Linked DNA regions of Homo sapiens: region 2 is linked to region 1. Evidence: read pairs that join two places in POLR2A ChIA-PET (ENCODE). Cell type or tissue: CD4-positive, alpha-beta T cell. All regions are shown on one strand. Each heading gives the region's core, and the rest is flanking DNA. Links, peaks and the distances in the headings are about the cores only.

The links. Peaks named below come from ENCODE experiments on the same cell type or tissue, not always from the same donor. Only the 100,000 strongest peaks of a DNase experiment are listed, where the experiment ranks them.
Region 2: POLR2A ChIA-PET joins it to region 1 with 5 read pairs; 2 of 35 experiments call an interaction of 5 or more read pairs at or near these places.

Annotation. Positions count from the first base shown.
Region 1 is chr11:128,733,658-128,743,574 of GRCh38, forward strand. All of the region lies in intron 1 of FLI1 (Fli-1 proto-oncogene, ETS transcription factor), which reads left to right. Among named protein-coding and RNA genes, the nearest start is that of SENCR, 43 kb to the left of the region's middle. RefSeq lists enhancers at 349-638, 392-937. In CD4-positive, alpha-beta T cell, for the core only: no CTCF peak of the experiment used is centred there; a DNase peak (open chromatin) is centred at 5,474; H3K4me3 peaks cover 514 bases; H3K27ac peaks cover 3,854 bases.
Region 2 is chr11:128,806,479-128,816,395 of GRCh38, forward strand. FLI1 (Fli-1 proto-oncogene, ETS transcription factor) reads left to right here. Exons shown (of 9, transcript NM_002017.5): 7 at 702-761; 8 at 2,679-2,726; 9 at 3,981-6,789. The coding sequence ends at 4,510. Among named protein-coding and RNA genes, the nearest start is that of KCNJ1, 56 kb to the right of the region's middle. RefSeq lists an enhancer at 8,988-9,097. In CD4-positive, alpha-beta T cell, for the core only: no CTCF peak of the experiment used is centred there; no DNase peak of the experiment used is centred there.

The DNA of each region.
Region 1 (9,917 bases), core at 2,989-7,988:
ATGTTATGCATGTGTGATATAAGATGCTGTGCGCTGAAAGTCCCTGAAGCTGTGCAAATACTGGATCCAGCAGAAGTTTTCTCTGTTGTGCCCATCTGCCTTTGTCTAATTAGCCAAGGGTCACTTTGGCTGCCTCCCTTCCTTTCACATGGAGCAAAGGTACCCAGAGAGGCACATGTTGATGCATTCATATGCAAAGAAGTTCTTGTCTTTCTCTCTCTCAAGTCATTGTTCAGTGAGGAGTCAGCTCCCACATGCTCCTCCTATCTGGGCTGCAATCAGCACAGTGAGGAGAGGAGCGACAGAGCACATGATTATGACCGGGGCTTGCTGCTGAGCTGCAGGGGTTCAGAGTACTGCTACCTGTGCAATGGCAGCTTCCCCAGAGCGCCCAGGGGCTCCGAGGCCACAGACAGAAAATATCTTTGCTACCACGTGCTGAAAAATATCCCCAAAACCATTTGCCAAAGATTTGACTTGGTTAAAAGCGAGGTGGAGAGGGGTGGTTAAACAGGGGAAGCTATAGAAAGGAAAATGCGAGAAAAAGATGTTTTGCATATTAAACAGCCCTGCTTTGTCCTCCAATTCAGCCAAAACGTTTGGAGGAGGCTGCGCTGTCCACGTCCACAGTGCTCTGAACGTGCCTCATCTGATCTTGGAAGCTAAGCAGGATCGAGCTGAGTACTCAGATGGAAGAAGGCTATTCTCGTGCGTGTGCAGAGACCAAGATCATAGGGAAAAGCATGTCTAAGGTTGGGTTTTGTGTACAAATATTGTATAGGAACATAATTCAACCTGTTTAAAACAGGAGGATGATTGTGGCTGAAACCACGGTGGGAGGAAGGAACATGTTACATTTCTTCAAAGATAACTGCAGATCGAATGCCTTCATCCTTGTGACCCGCGCTGCCTGCACTGTGGTGTGTTTTGCTTGGTTTGCACCAATGCCCTGGCTGGCGGTCACTTGCTCTTGGTGGCCAGTTTCATTTCCTGGTTTTGAGAAAATGTCAGGGAGGCCTGTTGCTTGGGCATACTGTCACTGAGGGAAGTGTGCAGTTTTAAAATGTCAAAGCCAGCAGGCTCATGTCCAGTGCATGCCATCAATCAGCAAATGTCCCTGGACCCCTAATGAGCCCACTGAAAGTTCAAACGGTAAATAACGAACAGATAAAGATCTTGCCCTAAAATCGCCTACCATCTAACCAAAGGGGCAAGATCAAAAGGGAAAGAAAAATAGTATCAATATGGAAAAATAAATGTACTAATTGCTGTAGTGTTTGTGGGCAAAGAATGCAGCTGAGAAAGTGCAGCCTCGTGGAAAGGGCCCCACGGAAGGGAGTCCAGAGGGTTGGCCTCACACTCTTCCCCTTCCCGCTTTATGACCACGAACGTAGTCCTTCAGAACCTTTGTTTCTTCATCAGCAAAGTGGGGGAGGGGAATAATCCTGCCTTCTTCTCCAGTTTATTAGAGTAATTAAATAAGATTATAGATGTGGGAAGGCTCCTATTAAGATCAATGTCTTAAACTATAAAATAATCTACAATTTTCCTTGTCATTATTATTACTGATAACAACAAAATGAGGGGAAATAAGTCTAGAAAATGCATCATCTGCCTGTTCCATTAAAAAGAGACAGAGGCAGAGATGGAGCTGGACACAAGAATTCAACCAGCCTAGGACTTTGTTCTGGCACCTCAGTGTATATTTAAAGTCCTGTATAATAACATAGAAGTAATCATGGTTATCGCTTATTTGTATTGATGGATTTAAGGTGGGCTTTTTATTTCTAAGGTTTGGATACATCTAAGAAAATAGCATACTTCCTAAGATACCATTTGATTTTAATTTTCAGAGAGCTGATCACCAATTTGGGAGAACTTTGTGACTGTATGTTTGGTATAATTCCTTTAGAGATCAATTTGATGATGGAGAAATAATCCTCACATTATCCACATTATCAGATGTCTAGATAAGATAGGAAAGGTAACTTTATCACAGCTGTGTGACCCATGATGGCCTAGGTAGCTGAGTGAACCAGAAGTCTGAACTTGGAAACTAAGTTGTAAAGTTCTTATGAACTTCCTAGGGCTTCCTGAGCCTCCCCCCACCTTTAGATGCCAAGTCTCTTTGCAAATTCATATCATTCCTGCAAACAGAAAATAGTATTTAGAATAATAAGATGTTTTTCAAATTTTCCTTCAAGGGTCCTATGAGCTGGCCTGATAAATTGTTTAACTTTGAAGGGAATTTTGAACAAATAGGACAAGACAATCGAAACACGTATCTAGAATTAGGACATGGTTGATCCCGAAGTTCTTAAATACTGAAACCTCCTTGTGGTATGCAGAGGCCAAATTGATCATCTTTAGGCAGAGATTCCTTAGACATGATCGATGAGGCTATCCATCTAGCGTAACACTGAGACTTTCTTGTGTAAACCCCTCACACCCACTAAACAGGAAATGCAAGCTACTAGAGCTGAACATTCAACCACCCCCTAAGTCCCCACCCTCCACCCCCGCCCAGCATAAGAACATTATTCTTTGCTTTCCTTTCCGAAGAGCTGTAGGCATTCATTCATATATGCAGAGCAATCAGACATCATTAGACAAAGAACACCTGATAATAATTCTCACATTTTGGAATCTTAAGAAACTTCCAATGAAAGGGGTGATACGAGTTGGTAAGCCACAGCTTTTGGCGGTAGCATGAGCCCTCTGGCTTCTGAAACCCTAGAGGCCACAGATAAGATACACTCTTGTAGCAGGCTTGTCATACTTGAAATTCTAACTGGTAGCTTGATATCCTGAGTTGCTTTCTCACTTGAGCAACTTTGGTTGAGAATGTAGGAACCTGGAAAGATTTCTTGAGACATGCTCATTTTAGACACACCCAGAAACATGCCAGGTACAGATGACAATTTCCACTATAGGTAAAACATCTCAAAACAGAAGCCTAAGCTGACAGTGGACCAATAACTGCATTGTTTATTGGTTTCCCAAGGCAAATGTTCAGCAAATTCTGTATATATAATCAACAGAAAATTTTGTTCAGATTCTAGAAAAGATAGCTGCTGTTTTGTATATGTGTGTACTTTCTGCTATAGTAGTATTTGCATAAGTTAAATATTTTCAGTGCAATTTTTATTAGTTTTCAAAATGCACTTTTGTGGGTATCTGTGTGTATGCAGGTGTGTGGGGAGAACCATGAACAAGACAAAGACCCCTTGTCACTGAGGGCAGAGCCTGACTCAGCATCCCAATACAGCCCCTGGTTTGCATTCTTCCCAAAGGAGGCACATTCTAACAAACAAACAACCATGCCAAGCCTCCGACCACAAACCCAACCAAACATTTTCAAAAAGATGTATATATTTCTGTGAAAGAATATGGATATCTTTCAGTGCTCAAGAGGCAGTATTCTGCAGTAGATCTAACTCAAGTGGATAGGGACTTCGGAAAGCCCTTTTTCAAACTGAGTTTGTTGAATCCAGCTAGCTACATGGAAGGGATGGCAGGGCTCAGTGGGAGCAGGACACAGTAGGGGAGGCCAGGGTGCAAGCTCATCCACTCCCTCATCTGTAAAATGGGTTAGTTCCCTGACCACCTCACCACACTATTGTCAGGCCTCCTTCACTGGGAGCTGAAAAAGACAAACGCTGAAGCAGAAAGGAGGGTTTTTACAAACAAGGCTTGAATGATAGACACATATGGGGCATGCGTCTCCCATCACAGCCCCCACCACACCGGAACACGAGCTCTGTTCAACATGGTCCTCCTCTCTAATGTCTATGAGTTCTAGAACTTGAACAAATCTTTGTCAAGAATGTAGTCCAGCTCTGTCTCCAAACCATGAACTCATCTGTGAACAAGACATTTCTATTTTCCTTTATCTTTAAAAATTTATTTTAAATGAAATAAATGATGCATGAATGTATTCTGTAGAAAATTTAAATAGAGATCGAGGAAAAGCCCTCTTGCCTCAGGGTACCCCATAATCTCACTTCCCATCCTAGAAATGGCCATCCAGGGCTTATTGAGGTACCTAAGATAGCTTATGTGAATGATGTCACTTTTAGCCTTAGGAAATGTTCTTTTGGGCTCAGTTCCAGTTACTTTTGTTGTGAGGTTCTTGTGGAAGGTTCACTTTCTATCTACCTGCAGACAAATGCTCGGAGCTTATGATATATAACATCAAGGGCTTGCTTGGCTGTCAGAAGTAGGATTGCTTAATCAAAACCTGTGTGGAAATAGCCTGTTATCTCTATGGACTTAAATGGTCATCAGCAGTTCCCCAAATTCAAGACTCCCATGACAATACCATTGAGTTCTGAAGCTGGAAGGGATCAACAAGACGAGGTTCTACCATTGTTTGAGCCTTAACAAGTCATGGCAAGGTTTTACCTTAATATTGTCATTATTACAGTATAATTTTAGAAGAATGAGTTTATAGGGGAGCAAACATTCTCCATGCTCCCCTTAACGTCACCCTGCTCTCCTGACTTAAGTGCCATCCGCCTTATTTTATAGAAGAAAATACTGAAACTCAAGACCCGCTACCTGGGCAGGGGAGGAGCAGAGACCAGAACCCTGGACCTCTGGCTCCATGCTGTTTCTACTCTACACTCCATCTTCCACATCTGCTTTTTGCTAATATCCCATAGCTAAGAAATAAGATATAAACAATGCCTTGAAATACAAGACAACCAAGGCCTCACCTTTCTCTCATTACTCAAATGATGCAAAGCCCGAAGCCCTCTCCACCTGACTTCATCCACTACCGCCTGAGCTCTCCAAATGCTTCCAGGTGGGACACCCAAGTTCAAGGCCCCTTTGATTCCTGGTTATCTTCTAGCTGCTGAGCCTCTGCATTGTATAGCGTGAACAGAGCCCAGCTTTGCAGCCAGAAAGATCTGGCTTTTACTCCTGGCACCCCACTTCAAGCTGTGTGACATTGGACAAATCACATATCCTAGCTCAGGCGCAGTTTCTTTACCTGTGAACCGTCTGTCCCACCTACCTTAAAGAGTTGCCATGAGGGCCAGACAATGCAATGACTAAGAGCGCTTTGGAAAGGAGAATGCTGGATGCAGGTGTCGTCGTTATTAGTGTCCAGCCCATCCTTTTTATGTGCAGCTCTGTGAAGACATCTTCCCTTGATGTCAGAACCAAAAAACCCAAGCAAAGCAAAGACCCAGGGCTACATTTCTGCTCTGGAGTCTCTTGTATGACAGTATCTATGTTGGGCTTTTCAGTGTGTAAACCGAAACAAAACAAAACAAAAAAGAAGAAAAATCAGCAGCAAATACTGCTTGGTTTTGCATTTTCCCTTCTGTTTTCTGATTAGAGTCTCTATGGCTTATGAGTGCAGAGAGAACCTCAAAAGATCATGTTTGCTGCGGATAAGCACCAAACTCGATGTTTATCAGCACTTATCTCCTGCAAACTCACTCTCTGGAGGCTTCAAAGGCTGAGGGAGATCTCTTAGCCTTGCTCTGAGGAGACAGGCAGGCACTCCTCCCCGGGGCTTCAGCTGCAGGTGTGGCCCAATAGCACTTGCTCCATTCTTAGGAACGTGGTTCTCTTGCTCTTCCCCATGCAAAAAAAGGAAGCAGCAGGTTTACTGAAGGTATGGGGATGAGCTGTGGGGTAGAGGGAGCAGGAGAAGAAAACAAGTATTTTAAAACAAGCCCGGAAAGGCTGAGAAAGTAGGTAGAGAGGGAAAGGGAAAGGCACACTCCTTACGCTCCTGCTGCCCCCACCCCTCAACCCCCCTGCCCCACCCATCTCAGTCTTTAATCTGCCAAACAAGCCCGTGAGCCTTCAAAAGGCATTTTAATTCACTTCATCTGCTCCCAGCTCACCTTCCCTACCTCCTTTGGGTCTGCCCACTACTCTCCATTCCCAAGGATTGTTGGCTGAGAGTGGGACAGTGGGAGGGAGGGAGGCAGTGGTGTGGGCAGGGGGAGCCAGCATTTTATTAGGCTGTTGAATTTGATTTATTAGGGGGGAAAAATCCTTCGCTTGCTTGCCACACAGGTTATTCTCAAAGTGAAAACTCTATTTTACTTCGAAAAAAAAATGGTGAAAGTGCCTACAGTTATGAATGGAGCTCTTTGTTACCTTCCAGATCGACAAGACAGACTGTTTGGTTCATGTCTGTGCACCAGCAAAGGAGTGTGGGGGCCTGGGAGACAGATGTGGCCTTAATTGCATGGAAATATTAGAAGATCGTTAAGGCATTTTGACAGGATTTTCCTCTAGCTGTGGGAGCAAAGGGCCACGTCTGAGCCGCATCAGGCCTGGCCAGAGCCACTGGCAAGGTCTCTCATCCCCACGTGTGAGGGACACATGGGCCTTGGTTCACGTGCCCTAATATTGGTAGGGAATAGATGTCTCCTTGTCACCAACTTCCACCCCACATCTCTGCCCCATAAGCGCAGAAAGCAATCTCCCAAGAAACCCTAAGGCCTGTAGCGGGAGTTGGAAGAGAAGCTACCTAGTGAAATAAATATTTGGGAATGTATACGCACAAGTACATGGACAGAGAGAGATCAGACCATCTCCAACCTGAAAGGTGCACTCCATAAGGCTCTCCAGGGACCCACACGGGCCTGAAAGAGGAAATGTTGTCACGACAAATTATGGTGTCTAAAGACAAAACCTTTTCTATCTATTCACTTCTTCCCTTTCAAAGTAACATTTGGTTACAGAAGTCATGACCCATGAGAGTCCTGTAATTAAGTCAGAGAAATCCTTAAACACTGTTGGCTCGCCAAAGAACGAGACCCCATAAATATGGTCAACCTTGTTTCTCCTAGGCTGGCCTAATCATGGTTCCAACATACTTTTAGCTCCCCACTTTTTCCCCCACTTGCCCTGGTTCATTTTCTGCATGCTCAGAGAATGCAAATATTTTCACATTAGCTTAAATTAAAAATAAGTAGGAGGGTTAGTCTGCTGGGAGGGAGGGAGAAGCCCCGCCCAAACTACAGTTCAGTAATCCCTTTGGGTTATGACAGCAATGTTTTAGATCAGCTCTTCCTCACTTAGATCAGACAATGTTGGCAGTCAGACCAGGAGTAGATTAGTATTATAGGGTCCTCCCTTCAGAGGGGTACACCCCTACAGCTCAGAGGCCACTTCTTAGAGTTGGGGTGGTAGGTGGTTGCTTAGATGATGTTTGGGCCTCAGCCTGGTGCTAATGGGGATGGGGACTAGGTGAACAGAAAGGAAGGCTGGTGGAGAGATGAGGAAGGAGAGAAGGTGCAGCCACAGAGATCCCGTTCTCATGCCAACGTTGTTGTTAACCCAGAGGGAAAAAGGGAAGAGCTCCCAGGCACGTTGGCACGCCAGCATCCCCAGGCTGGGTTTGACATTTAAGGAGCACCAGCAATGAGTTAAGGGGCTAAAGGCCCACAGTCTGCAAGCTCTGGTTTAAAATACAGTCACTCAGCCAGGCATGGTGGCTCATGCTTATAATCCCAGCACTTTGGGAGGCTGAGGCGGGCGGATCACTTGAGGTCAGGAGTTGGAGACCAGGCTGGCAAACATAACGAAACCCTGTCTCTACTAAAATACAAAAATTAGCCAGGTGTGGTCATGGGCGCCTGTAATCCCATCTACTCGGGAGGCTGAGGCAGGAGAATCGCTTGAACCCGGGAGGCAGAGGTTCCATTGAGCTGAGATCGTGCCAGTGCACTCCAGCCTGGGCAGCAGAGTGAGACTCCGTCTCAAAAGTAATAAATAAATAAATAAAATAAGACACAGTCATTCTGCCTACGGTGACTCTTCAGGCCAGAGCCCCCAGCCAGTCCGGATGCAGGGGCAACTTACTGTGGACTCTCTCTCCCGCCTTTCCAGAGGACTCCAGATCTAATGGGTGTTTCAGGACCCTGCAGTGAGAGCCACAACAATGGAGAAAGTGCCACAGTCAAGCCTTTGTGTCCCCTTCTCCTTCTTGCTGTGTGATCTGCAGAGGAGGGGATAAAAGGCTCATCTGAGGTCCTGGCTGGCTCTCTGTGACCAGAAAGTCCCTGAGCCAATGAAGTGTTAATGCCTTTGCCCCTCCCCCCGATTCCTGCTCAGTTCACGGCTTTCCTGTCCTCTGAAATCCCTTCCTTGGTAGCCAGTTGCACCACCTCTTTACTTCAAGTTCTGCCACCTTCTCCTGAGGCAATGGCTCCCTTGCTTGGTTGGTTTCTGGGATGCTGAGTGGGGGAGGCTGGGGAAGCTTGTGCCTGGACTGTCTCGGGAGCTCCCAGTGACGGTGACAATGCACTGCTTCCATTTGTAAATGCCATGTGCTTTCCAGAATGCTTTTGAGGACCTTATTGTTATTTCATCTAAGCTTCAAACATAGCATCGTTCCTACCATATTTAATTCAGACTCTTTTCTCCTTTCCTGTCGTCACTTCCCCATCTGTGTGCACAGCCTGTGTTTACACAGCAGGTTTGCCGCAGCTACTCACTTGTCCAGGGTTACCATGCATATTCCCATAATAATCTGCGTTTCACCCATTTAGCTCACTGTAGAAACTTAGCCAGTTCCATGGAGGAAAAGTCCCACAATTCTCCTAATCTCATAGTCATCAACAACGCCATTAAAATGATGGCATCATTTTTCCATAGACATATTCCTGGCTTTTATCAACAGTGCCCAGCACATAGAAGATATCCAATAAATATTTGCTAAATTAATGAATGCATCAGTGAATGAGTGTTCTTTTGTGTGACAAATCTGTTTTATGGCCCCATTGTGAGACAAGACATGTTAAAGAAATATCCAGAGTGACCTTTGCATGTTTCGAGGAGCACATAGTCTGGTCACCAAACACAAGTGTCCACAGCCTGTGCTCTCCAAGATGGTAACCACTCATAACATGTGGCTTTTTAAATTCAAATGAACTAAAGTTGACTAAAATTAAAAATTCAGTTCCTCAGTCACACCAGACACATTTCAAGTCCTCAATAGCCTCACAAGGCGAGTTGCTTCTGCATTGCATGGTGCAGATTTTAGAACAGTGCCAGCGTCACAGTCATCTCCCCTGGACCAAATCAGAGAATTCAACTTCTTTCTATGGAAATGAATAAGAAGTTTAGGTAAAGGTTTTTGTTTCTTGATCCTGATTTTATTTTAAGATTGATGCTGACGAGTATGCATTTGTTGGTTTTACGTGGAATCGTCAGCACATTTTACAGGCCATTCAGGCTGATGTTATACCTGAGAGCATTTCTGGTTCATGATTAAAAGAAGCAAGAGGACCACAAGGTTCCCCATGGACATTTTGCTCTCACAGTTTCCCAAGAGAGAAAGGTTTGAGAAGGTTGGCTTCACTGGCTTCATTGACTTTGGGTTTCTCATGAACATCACCAACCTATAATGAACATGGGAGATCTCAATCACACAGAAAACCAGGTGGAAGTAGCAGTGCGAGAACTGGGAGCCATCTGGACATGGTGGCTCATGCCCGTAATCCTATCACTTTGGGAGGCCAAGGCAAGAGGACCACCTGAAGCAAGGAGTTCAAGACCAGCCTAGGCAACATAGTAAGACCCTGTCTCTACAAAAAATAAAGAATAAAAAAATAAATTAGCTGGCATGGTGGTGTGTGCCTGTAGTCTCAGCTACTTGGTACTTAGGAGGCTGAGGTAGGAGGATTCCTTGGGCCCAAAAGTTTGAGGCTGCAGTGAGCCGTGATCATGCCACTGCACTTCAGCCTGGGCAACATGGCAAGACCATGTCTCTAAAAAAAAAAAAAAAAAAAAAGAACTTGACCACTTGGCAGGCTTTGACAATGGATCCTGAGGAAAATGGAACTGAACGGGACAAAGGAGCTCAGAAATTTTTGAGGCGGTTTGGGACATCTCAGGGCATGTCCACCTGGTAGGTTAATTATCCATTTCCCACAAGTTTT
Region 2 (9,917 bases), core at 1,952-6,951, 72 kb after region 1:
GAAGAAGTCTGGAAAGGTAAGAAACAGAATTGTAAATGATGCTATGAAGATATGCCTTAGTTCTTTAGGCAATGAAGAGTCACTAAGGTTTTGAACACTGGCGTGTATGGTGGGTTGTGGGGAGACAGAAGAGTAATGAGGACACCAGTCAGACTAAGCCAGAAACCATGCAAGAAGCAATACAGATCTGTGATGCAGAAGTGATCATGGGAATGGAAGGGGTGTGTGAGAGATACCAAGGAGGAAACTCACAAGACAGGGACACCAGGAAGCAGCTGATCTTTGCTCAGATGTCACTTTCTCAGTAAGGACTTCTCTAACTTTCCGATTTGAAAATGAAATCCACAGCCTCAGTACCATCAGTGATGCTATACTGTTAGTTTACTTTTTAAAAATTTGAAAATGAAAAGGTGACATTTAAGCAAAGACAAAATTTTAAGAATTTAAAAATGTGTTTATTATTGTCTCTCCCATTGGAATGCGAGTTCTACCAGGAACTGCTTGTTCATTCCTGAATCTCCAGCCTGGAGAACAGGGCCAGCACATAGTAGATTCTAGGTAAATGTTTCTAAAATAAGATGAATAAATGAGTCAGTGGAGAGTGGGCGAAGGAATGAGTGAGAAAGCACATCTGTCAAGACGTCTTGCTCCCCTCGGGGAGCTGGGTCCTACTCACTGCATTTCTTTCCCTCTTGCCACAGGTCCTCCCCTTGGAGGGGCACAAACGATCAGTAAGAATACAGAGCAACGGCCCCAGCCAGGTACCTGCCCAGGATATGTAATCTCTCCTTTGCTTCCTGCACAGTTGTTGATTTCACATGGTCAACTGATGGAGGGTTTAAACAATATACCACATATGTTTTCTCTTATTTCTCTCAAAGAGGGTCTATCTTTGACCCTAATAGTCCTGTGAATGAAGTAACAGGTACTGACATCAAGTAGAGACTTGTTAAATATCAAAGGTGAAAGAACTTGAAGATGAACTATTCCAATGCTTTATTTTGTTCAATAAAGAAACTGAGGCCCGGGGAGGTGAAGTGACTTGCTAAAAACCATACAGCTGGTTAATGAAAGAAATAGGGCTACAATCCCAGATCCCCCAAATTCCTGTCCAAGCCTTTTATGCTTCACCAAACCTTACTTTCAGAAATATCCCCATCCTGTGATGAGTTGGCTTAACAATTAAGGCAGAGGAACTTTGAAAGCCATGGACCTGGAGACTCCGTATTGGAGAGGAACTTGGAGATTTCTGGGTCTATCCTACCCTCACCTCTACCTTACTTGTGCTTGTAGTAAAACAGGGCGTTGACTTTCTAGCTGGGCTCAGTTCCACTATCTGACCCAAAGTCTGCCTCCTGGAATTTCCACTCAAGCTTTTCCTTCTGGAGAAGCCTTCCTCCTGCTTCCTCCGAAATCCTTTGCATATCTGAAGACAGCTGCTGTGCCCAAGCCCCAGCTCCTCTCTCTATCTTCTTATGTGATGCAGCTGAGATGAAGTTCTGAACAAGTCATTTGCTTTGGGGTAGGCAAACATTGTTCCCCATCTCCACAGAAGGCAGAGCAAGAGAAAATCAACTGACATTTCACCTGGAAGGTTAAGAAAAAATTTGCTGACTGTGGATCATAAGTCAGATGTAGAGAGTTTTAAAGACTGTCCAATAACAACAAAATTATGCATTAGTCATCACCTGCCAAAAATAATTATCATATTAATGATGTGGATGAGAAAAGATGGTCTCAATGGGCTTAAGGACTTTTGAAGGTAATTTATGGTTCTAAGTAGAAACCCAAAAATCATAGTGATATTTTTAAAACTGCAATTATAGTTGAAAAATAGCAAAATTTTACAAAATACATGACAATTTTGCCAAGTCGAGACCCAGCTCTCTACCATGATTTCCTCAACTAACAAAAAAGGAGATAAACCTCTCACCTAAACCAGTATTGCAAAGACTTTTTCATGGCTAAATAAACACATACGTTTTGAGGAAAGTGAGATTTTAAGAATAGTCATTTTATAGCTAAAATGTACACTCTGGTTTGTGCTGACATTTCTGGCTTGTGTGACATTTCAAATCACAGAGTGTTATACTAGAAGAAAACTGAGGAATCCAGTAGCCCAACCCACTCATTTGTCAGATGAGAAAACTGATTCCCAGAAATTGTCCAACAAGTTATTTGTTTATCACATAGCTGCTGCTAAAACCCAGGCTGCTTGGTTTCTAGGCATGTGTTTTTCATGCTACATTTAAAAAAAAAAACAGATTAATAATGTTGTTAGTATTAGGTAGAGTTATTAAAGACCAGTAACCATGAGACCTGCTTTAAGCCCATGGAGTCAGCTGTCCGTTGTATCATTGAATATTATCCAGTTCCTTTCCAAATGTTTTCTTTGTTTTGCTTTGGGTAATGACAACATAATCTGCACATTTTAGATGCCAAAATAAGAAAAAGTAATCCTGTTCCTATTCTTTGTTCTTTCTGTAATTATTGAGATGAAGACCACAAATGTCATCAAGATCTTTGAGATCTGCAAATAAAAGCAGTAAAGTTTTCTGAAATCAGTCTTTCCTGTGATCTTGAAATAAAAGTATAAACCCTTATGGTTTTCTTATGGTTGGTACGGTTGTCATATTTTTTAAAAACACTGAAGCAAATTTCCTTTTTTATTTCCTTAGATCCGTATCAGATCCTGGGCCCGACCAGCAGTCGCCTAGCCAACCCTGGTGAGTTTACCTTGGCCTGCAAGCCTTTTTTGCCAGAATGTTTCGTAGCTTTGTGAAATCACAGAGACTTCTGTCCTAAGTCCAGACACCTGAGTGGGGAGTAACATGCACGTCTTTCCTTGAAATGTTCAATGTCTGTTTCTGGAGCATGTGAACAACAGGTCAGGGCTTGTTATGAGGTGTCAAGGTTGGTTAGCTGAGGATACTTCTAGGAATAAACACATCAGCACTGCACATGTGCACTTAGGTGTAGATGAGTAATAAGTGGCACAGGTAGGTAGGCGTTTCAATCAGAGAAAATGGGCAAGAAAGAAAAGAAGACAACTCCACTCAGCTCTCAGTTGTCTCCCGCATGCCAGGCACAAGTTCATAAATATTCCAAAGGGTTTTATTTGTGATTTTAGAAAGTGTTGCCAAGTTATCTGGCCTTATAAAAGAGATGTGTCCTGGAAAAGTTGCAGATATAGTCAATTTGACCTTGTACTTTAAAGATTTAGTATCAAAAATAACTCTCAAGAGGGTCCTTCTAAACCAAGTCCATCGAGATTGGGAGCTAGCAGGCCCTTGTCGCAGTGTGGCCCACTCACCTTCCCATCCCAGGGACTCTGCCTACCCATTCCTTAGTGCCTGGTCATTACTGCCAGAGGAGAAAGCAGCCACCCAGCATATTCTGGGTATTTTTCTCTCTGCACAAGTTCTCTGTAGAACTTAGAGCTGCAAGCCAAGCTCTGGGCCTGCCAAGGGCCAATCCAGGTCCTGTCCATCCAAAAGCTAAAGCTCATGGCGCAGCTTCTCCCAATGACTCCCACAGTCATGCCTTGCCCCTGACTTTTTATTGCTGACAGGGAATTCCCTGGGGGACATGACCACTAATTAGAGATCAGTCAGTGATTCAGGCCTTTCTAGATGAAGAGATTCAAAAGCCTTGCCAAAGGGATTGAGGGGGGATATGGCTCACCCAAGATCACACAGCTAGTTCTGGGCAGAGTTTGCACCTCACTTCCCACATTCCATTTACCAGGCCTTGGGGCAAAGCATCTTAGGATCTAACCTCGCTTATTATACCCATCTCCAAGGCAAGCAGAAAGGCAAATCAACAATGACATAAGAAGGGCTTGTCAAGTCGATCCCAATGTCGAAGGAAACAAAAGGTTTCTTTAAAAGGATGAGAAGCTCCCTGCATTTAGGGAACTGGGTTCTGCCTTCTCTGGGCTGAGGTGTTCTGTTCTCTCCCGTTTGCCTCACGGCGTGCAGGAAGCGGGCAGATCCAGCTGTGGCAATTCCTCCTGGAGCTGCTCTCCGACAGCGCCAACGCCAGCTGTATCACCTGGGAGGGGACCAACGGGGAGTTCAAAATGACGGACCCCGATGAGGTGGCCAGGCGCTGGGGCGAGCGGAAAAGCAAGCCCAACATGAATTACGACAAGCTGAGCCGGGCCCTCCGTTATTACTATGATAAAAACATTATGACCAAAGTGCACGGCAAAAGATATGCTTACAAATTTGACTTCCACGGCATTGCCCAGGCTCTGCAGCCACATCCGACCGAGTCGTCCATGTACAAGTACCCTTCTGACATCTCCTACATGCCTTCCTACCATGCCCACCAGCAGAAGGTGAACTTTGTCCCTCCCCATCCATCCTCCATGCCTGTCACTTCCTCCAGCTTCTTTGGAGCCGCATCACAATACTGGACCTCCCCCACGGGGGGAATCTACCCCAACCCCAACGTCCCCCGCCATCCTAACACCCACGTGCCTTCACACTTAGGCAGCTACTACTAGAAGCTTACTCATCAGTGGCCTTCTAGCTGAAGCCCATCCTGCACACTTACTGGATGCTTTGGACTCAACAGGACATATGTGGCCTTGAAGGGAAGACAAAACTGGATGTTCTTTCTTGTTGGATAGAACCTTTGTATTTGTTCTTTAAAAACATTTTTTTTAATGTTGGTAACTTTTGCTTCCTCTACCTGAACAAAGAGATGAATAATTCCATGGGCCAGTATGCCAGTTTGAATTCTCAGTCTCCTAGCATCTTGTGAGTTGCATATTAAGATTACTGGAATGGTTAAGTCATGGTTCTGAGAAAGAAGCTGTACGTTTTCTTTATGTTTTTATGACCAAAGCAGTTTCTTGTCAATACACGGGGTTCAGTATGACACAGAATCATGGACTTAACCCGTCATGTTCTGGTTTGAGATTTAGTGACAAATAGAGGTGGGAAGCTTATAATCTAATTTTAGGAGGACCAAATTCAGTGGATGGCAACTGGAACATTGATTGTAAGGCCAGTGAAGTTTTCACCCAACTGGAATTTGATGGAAAGAAGGTTTGTGTGTTTAAGACGCCAAGGGCATTGCAGAATCCCTCTCAGTGGACAGTATGCACTCAGCTGACCACTCTCTCTAGAAATAGTCAAGATATGAACTAAGAAATTTTAATGCAAATACATACATTCCTGAAAGACGGGGAATTAAATTACTAATTTTTTTTTTTTTTTAAATGATGACAGTGGTCCCAGAACTTGGAAAAGTTGTAGGGATTTCTAAACTCAAGCAGATTCGCAAGTGCTGTGCGCTTGTCAGACCATCAGACCAGGGCCAACCAATCAGAAGGCAACTTACTGTATAAATTATGCAGAGTTATTTTCCTATATCTCACAGTATTAAAAATAAATAATTAAAAATTAAGAATAAATAAACGAGTTGACCTCGGTCACAAAAGCAGTTTTACTATCGAATCAATCGCTGTTATTTTTTTTAATGTAATTTGTACATCTTTTTTCAATCTGTACATTTGGGCTGTCTGTATGTTTTTATAGCTGGTTTTTAAAAAGCATAATATGCCTATAGCTGAAAAGGAAACAGGGCTGTTTAAGTCACTGACTTATGAGAAAGCAAAGCACTGGTACAGTTATTTAACAGGCATACACAAGCAGGGAAAAGATAATCCATTTAGATCTTTAATGCTTTGGAAATGCGTGTAACAGTACTGCAATAATCACAGCTCTGGGAAAAACAACGAAACTTTCCCTTGTGGAGAGGAGGGATTTTCCTGCTCTATATAAGCAACATATTTTTAGACATTAAAATATATATAATTTTGCAGGTAATTGTTGACTTTTTTAACTATATTAAGTGTTAAGCTGACAACTGTCAAAGAAGACCATGTTGTAAAATAATTTGACTAAATAAATGGTTCCTTCTCTCAGTGCTGAGGACAGTTTTCTTATTTACCGCCCCCGTTAGGTCAAAGGGTTTTCCCTGGGGAACTTTCCTATTTACTTCTTGCACTATCAAGAATTTTTCGAATGTACCTACTGCAGTACAGCAGAAGGTAAAAAATCAGTGTGGTTTTTCATTGTTGTTGATGATGTTTGTAGTGTTTTTGTGTGTGTTATTTAAATCTTCCTCCAGCCTAAAAGGGTTTTATAAAACAGCAGCTAAGGCCATGGATAAACCTGTATGTAAGGACTGGAGCAAAGCGAGCTGGTCTATCCAGACTGGTCTGTGAGATTTAACTCTGCAGCCTCCCCTGGGCACTTCAGACCCAGACGGCCACCTTCTGCCACTCCAGCAAAGAATAAGCGCCCTGCTTCCTTCAGGTCTCAGACCAGGACTTTATGGCTCATGCAGATTTTTAAGGTCATTTTTCTTCCCAAGGAAGAAACTTGCCTCCAGTTCCTTCACTGTTAGGTAGCTTATTTTCATTTTCTCTATTTTACAATGAAAAGAGTGAGACCTGGGAAGTCCTTGATTTGCAAGGAATTAGACTCACAGCATTGGTAACCCTAGAACCTTCTTAGGGTAACACTAAGTACCTTCTAGACAACATGTCTACCTAAATGAAATGGGATGTGTTTCGGAACATTTGTCTCCAGTTTTTTTTTAATCTTGCACCCTGCCATTTAAAAAGATGTGTAAAGCACATATTCTCAACATATGCACATTGATTTATAAATCATATATACAAACTGTTACATTATTCTTCATATTAGAAAACAAATACAAAATAGAACATTTTAAATGGTGATATAAAAATAAATTGAAACTGAAATTCTACTCTTTTCCTCCTATTTTCTCTATATTGAATATCCTCTGCTATTAACTCTCAAAACAAAGATGTTGGTCTTTAGTGAAAAAAGTGTATGCATGTACTGGATTTCTAGTGACTTCCAAGAAAGGAGAAAATTAAAACTTGGTATTAGTGGCCCAAGCATAGAAAGAGGAATGATGAAGGCCAGGTATGTTTAAGAACAAACTAGCTGAATTCTTTGGCAGATCTCCATCTTAGCCACGCAATTTCCCCATCAATTTTGAAATCTGCAAAGTATTCATTAGGGAAAATGGAGGCATATATTTCTGAGTGCTGTAAGAAGATGCTCAGCCCATTAGTTCATTCTTTTAAAGGTTTTCTTTATGTGTCCTACTCAAACACTGGCTCAGGCTCATCTTCTCTACACAGTCATAGAGCTTTAGCCAAATCTCGCCCCCTGAATATGTTCCACAGTGATTTGTCCTATGCCTCAGAAGCTGGCCCACTGGCTGACAGGACTGGGGCACCATTTTCTCCTCATAAGCATTTGTACAGAGGGGGCACTGGCATTTATTCCCCTGCAATGCCCAGATTGAACGTTTGCTAGCTGGCTCCAGGGCATGCAGCGGACTAGTCCCAGAGGACAAACAGAATCTTTGCCCTCCTGTCTGCTAGTCCAGTCTTTTCCCTGCTGGATCATTCTGTGCCTGTGCCATGAGGTTTCTGCCATCTAACAAACAGTGCCAGCCAAGCAAAGCGGGCATGCAGGCCTGCAAGTGGTTCTCATGGAAGCTGTTCCTCCCCACAGTTTGGGACACTGACCAACAGTCCTTTAGCAGGAGGTCGTCTTAGTCCATTTGGTCTGCTATAACAAACTACCATAGACTGGGTGGCTCATAAAAACAGGACTTTATTTCTCACAGTTCTGGAGGCTGGGAAGTCCAAGATCAAGGTGCCAGCAGATTCAGTGTCTGGTGAGGGCCCTTGCCTTGGTTTATAGAGGGAACCTTCTCACTGTGTGCTGATATGGTGTAAGGAGCAAGGGAATGCTCTGGGGTCTCTTTCATAAGGGAATTAATCCCACTCTTGAGTGCTCCACCCTCATGCCCTAATCACCTCCAAATACCTTCACATTGGGGATTAGGTTTCAGCATATGAATTTGGGAGAAGGGACAGACACAGTCAGTCTATAGCAGAGGTCATCTTTTTTCAGTGTCGAAAAATGTTGTTGAGTCCCACACAAAGGAAGTTCTATTTTATTTTATTTTATTTTATTTTATTTTATTTTATTTTATTTTATTTTATTTCTGGAGATAGGGTATCTCTATGTTGCCCAGGCAGGTCTCAAACTCCTGGCTTCAAGCAATCCTTCCACCTCAACCTCCCAAAGTGTTGGGATTACTGGCGTGAGCCACCACACTGGGCCTATTTTCAATATCTGTTATTTTAAAACATTTTTAATAGTCAACAGCCACTAGAAAATGTAATGACACTTAAAAAGATTGTTATTTTACTTAACCAATAACATCTGCATGCAAGTGAGCGATGAACATACACAAAGGGAAATGGATTAAGAGGTTCTCAGATAAGGTTTGCTAGTTTAGACCAAATGAGATCAGGAGGTTCTAGAACACAAGGGAGGAAAGCAGCATCTGTCCACCCCAAGCCAAGTTACTGCCAACCCAAGGCAATGCTTAGTGGATAAATAAAAACCTGAACAAAATGCAGTACTTCATGTGAGAGGTGGTTTCTGTGGACTTGGATTCTTACCGTATTTCCTCTAATATCTGTTCATTACAAGCATCATGTAAACCTGTTGCCTTAAAAACTCTTGAAAAGGTGTCCTTTGGGGGAATGTGCTTGGGGGAAGCAACCCTTAAGCATGGCTGTCTGCTGCCCAGCCCCACTCCCACACCTTGCTCAGAAGTTCCTCCACCATCAACAGCACCACTGAGCTTGTGTCCAGAAGGCCCTCAGGGGGTCGAGGTAAGAGGATGCTTTGTATCAGTGGGGGCAGGGATGGGAGAGGTAATAAGAGCCGGGATGGGGGCCAGGGGAGTGACTGGGTTCTGGTGAGCATACAGAAGCTTTGCTGTTATTCAGGAAGGAATGCAGGTTTTGCAGAAAGCACATTGGGCATTTCATCACGTAGAAAGCTACTGAAACTGACACTACACGCCCTCAGCCAGGGAGTCCCGCTAAGGGATTATGAAAGGCAGGCTGATACCAAAACTACAAATCCCAGGCTCCCCCGGGGGATGGACACTTGTGAGAGGAAGTGGGTTAGCCAGTCAAACCTCCAGGGTTTCAGCCAGTTGAGAAAGGATAGGGAGGGAAGTTTTAAAAGGAATGTGGGCCCACAAGCCTGGGATCTGTCTCTCTCTCTCAGTCTGATGCGGCCTCCTGTCTAATTGTTTCAGTCTGTCCGAGCTGGTAAATCCCTAAGCACATAGTCAATTTACACTCAGCTTAAAAGCTCTAGAGGGAGACAGGAAAAATTTCCAGTGAGACCACTCACTCACCTACAACTGCTAGATTAACCTTCTGCATTTTAACTGAGTTAACTCATATGTTTTCTTAGTGGGAGGAAAGAGGCAATTTGAGTAGACAAATGAAAATGAATACAATGCCAGAAACCCTGGGTTCAAATGCTGGCCCTTCCACCTACTGGGTAACTTGTCTTCATCGATTAACTAGGACCTGAGTTATACCTCCTGCATGAGTTTCTGTGAGGCATCGGACGACAGTGTGGAAAACCCATTGTAGACTGCTGTACAGGAGGTTTATGGATAATCATCGTTGTCTGCTAGTATTGGCTAGTATTTTTCAAGAACATTCATTAAGTCCTTGGTAGCTGGTGGGCACCCTGTTTGGGGAGTTCAGTGCAGGGTCATTTTTGTTTTGTGGTCAGAAAGACATTTTCCAAATGGGTGCAAAGTAGAAATAAGTTGGGTTTTCCAGAGAGTCTTTGCATTTTCCCCATCCACGGCCCTCCCAGTGCCCCACTTGGGCTTTTGCCCTTCCTTGGCTCTATGTGTGCACCTAAAGCCAGGGGAGCGTGTGGCCAAGCTGCAGGATGTTGCAAATAAAATGAGATTTTATAAAGGAATGCTAAAAATGTGCTTTCACAGCAATGTTGGATGGGATTTTTCAA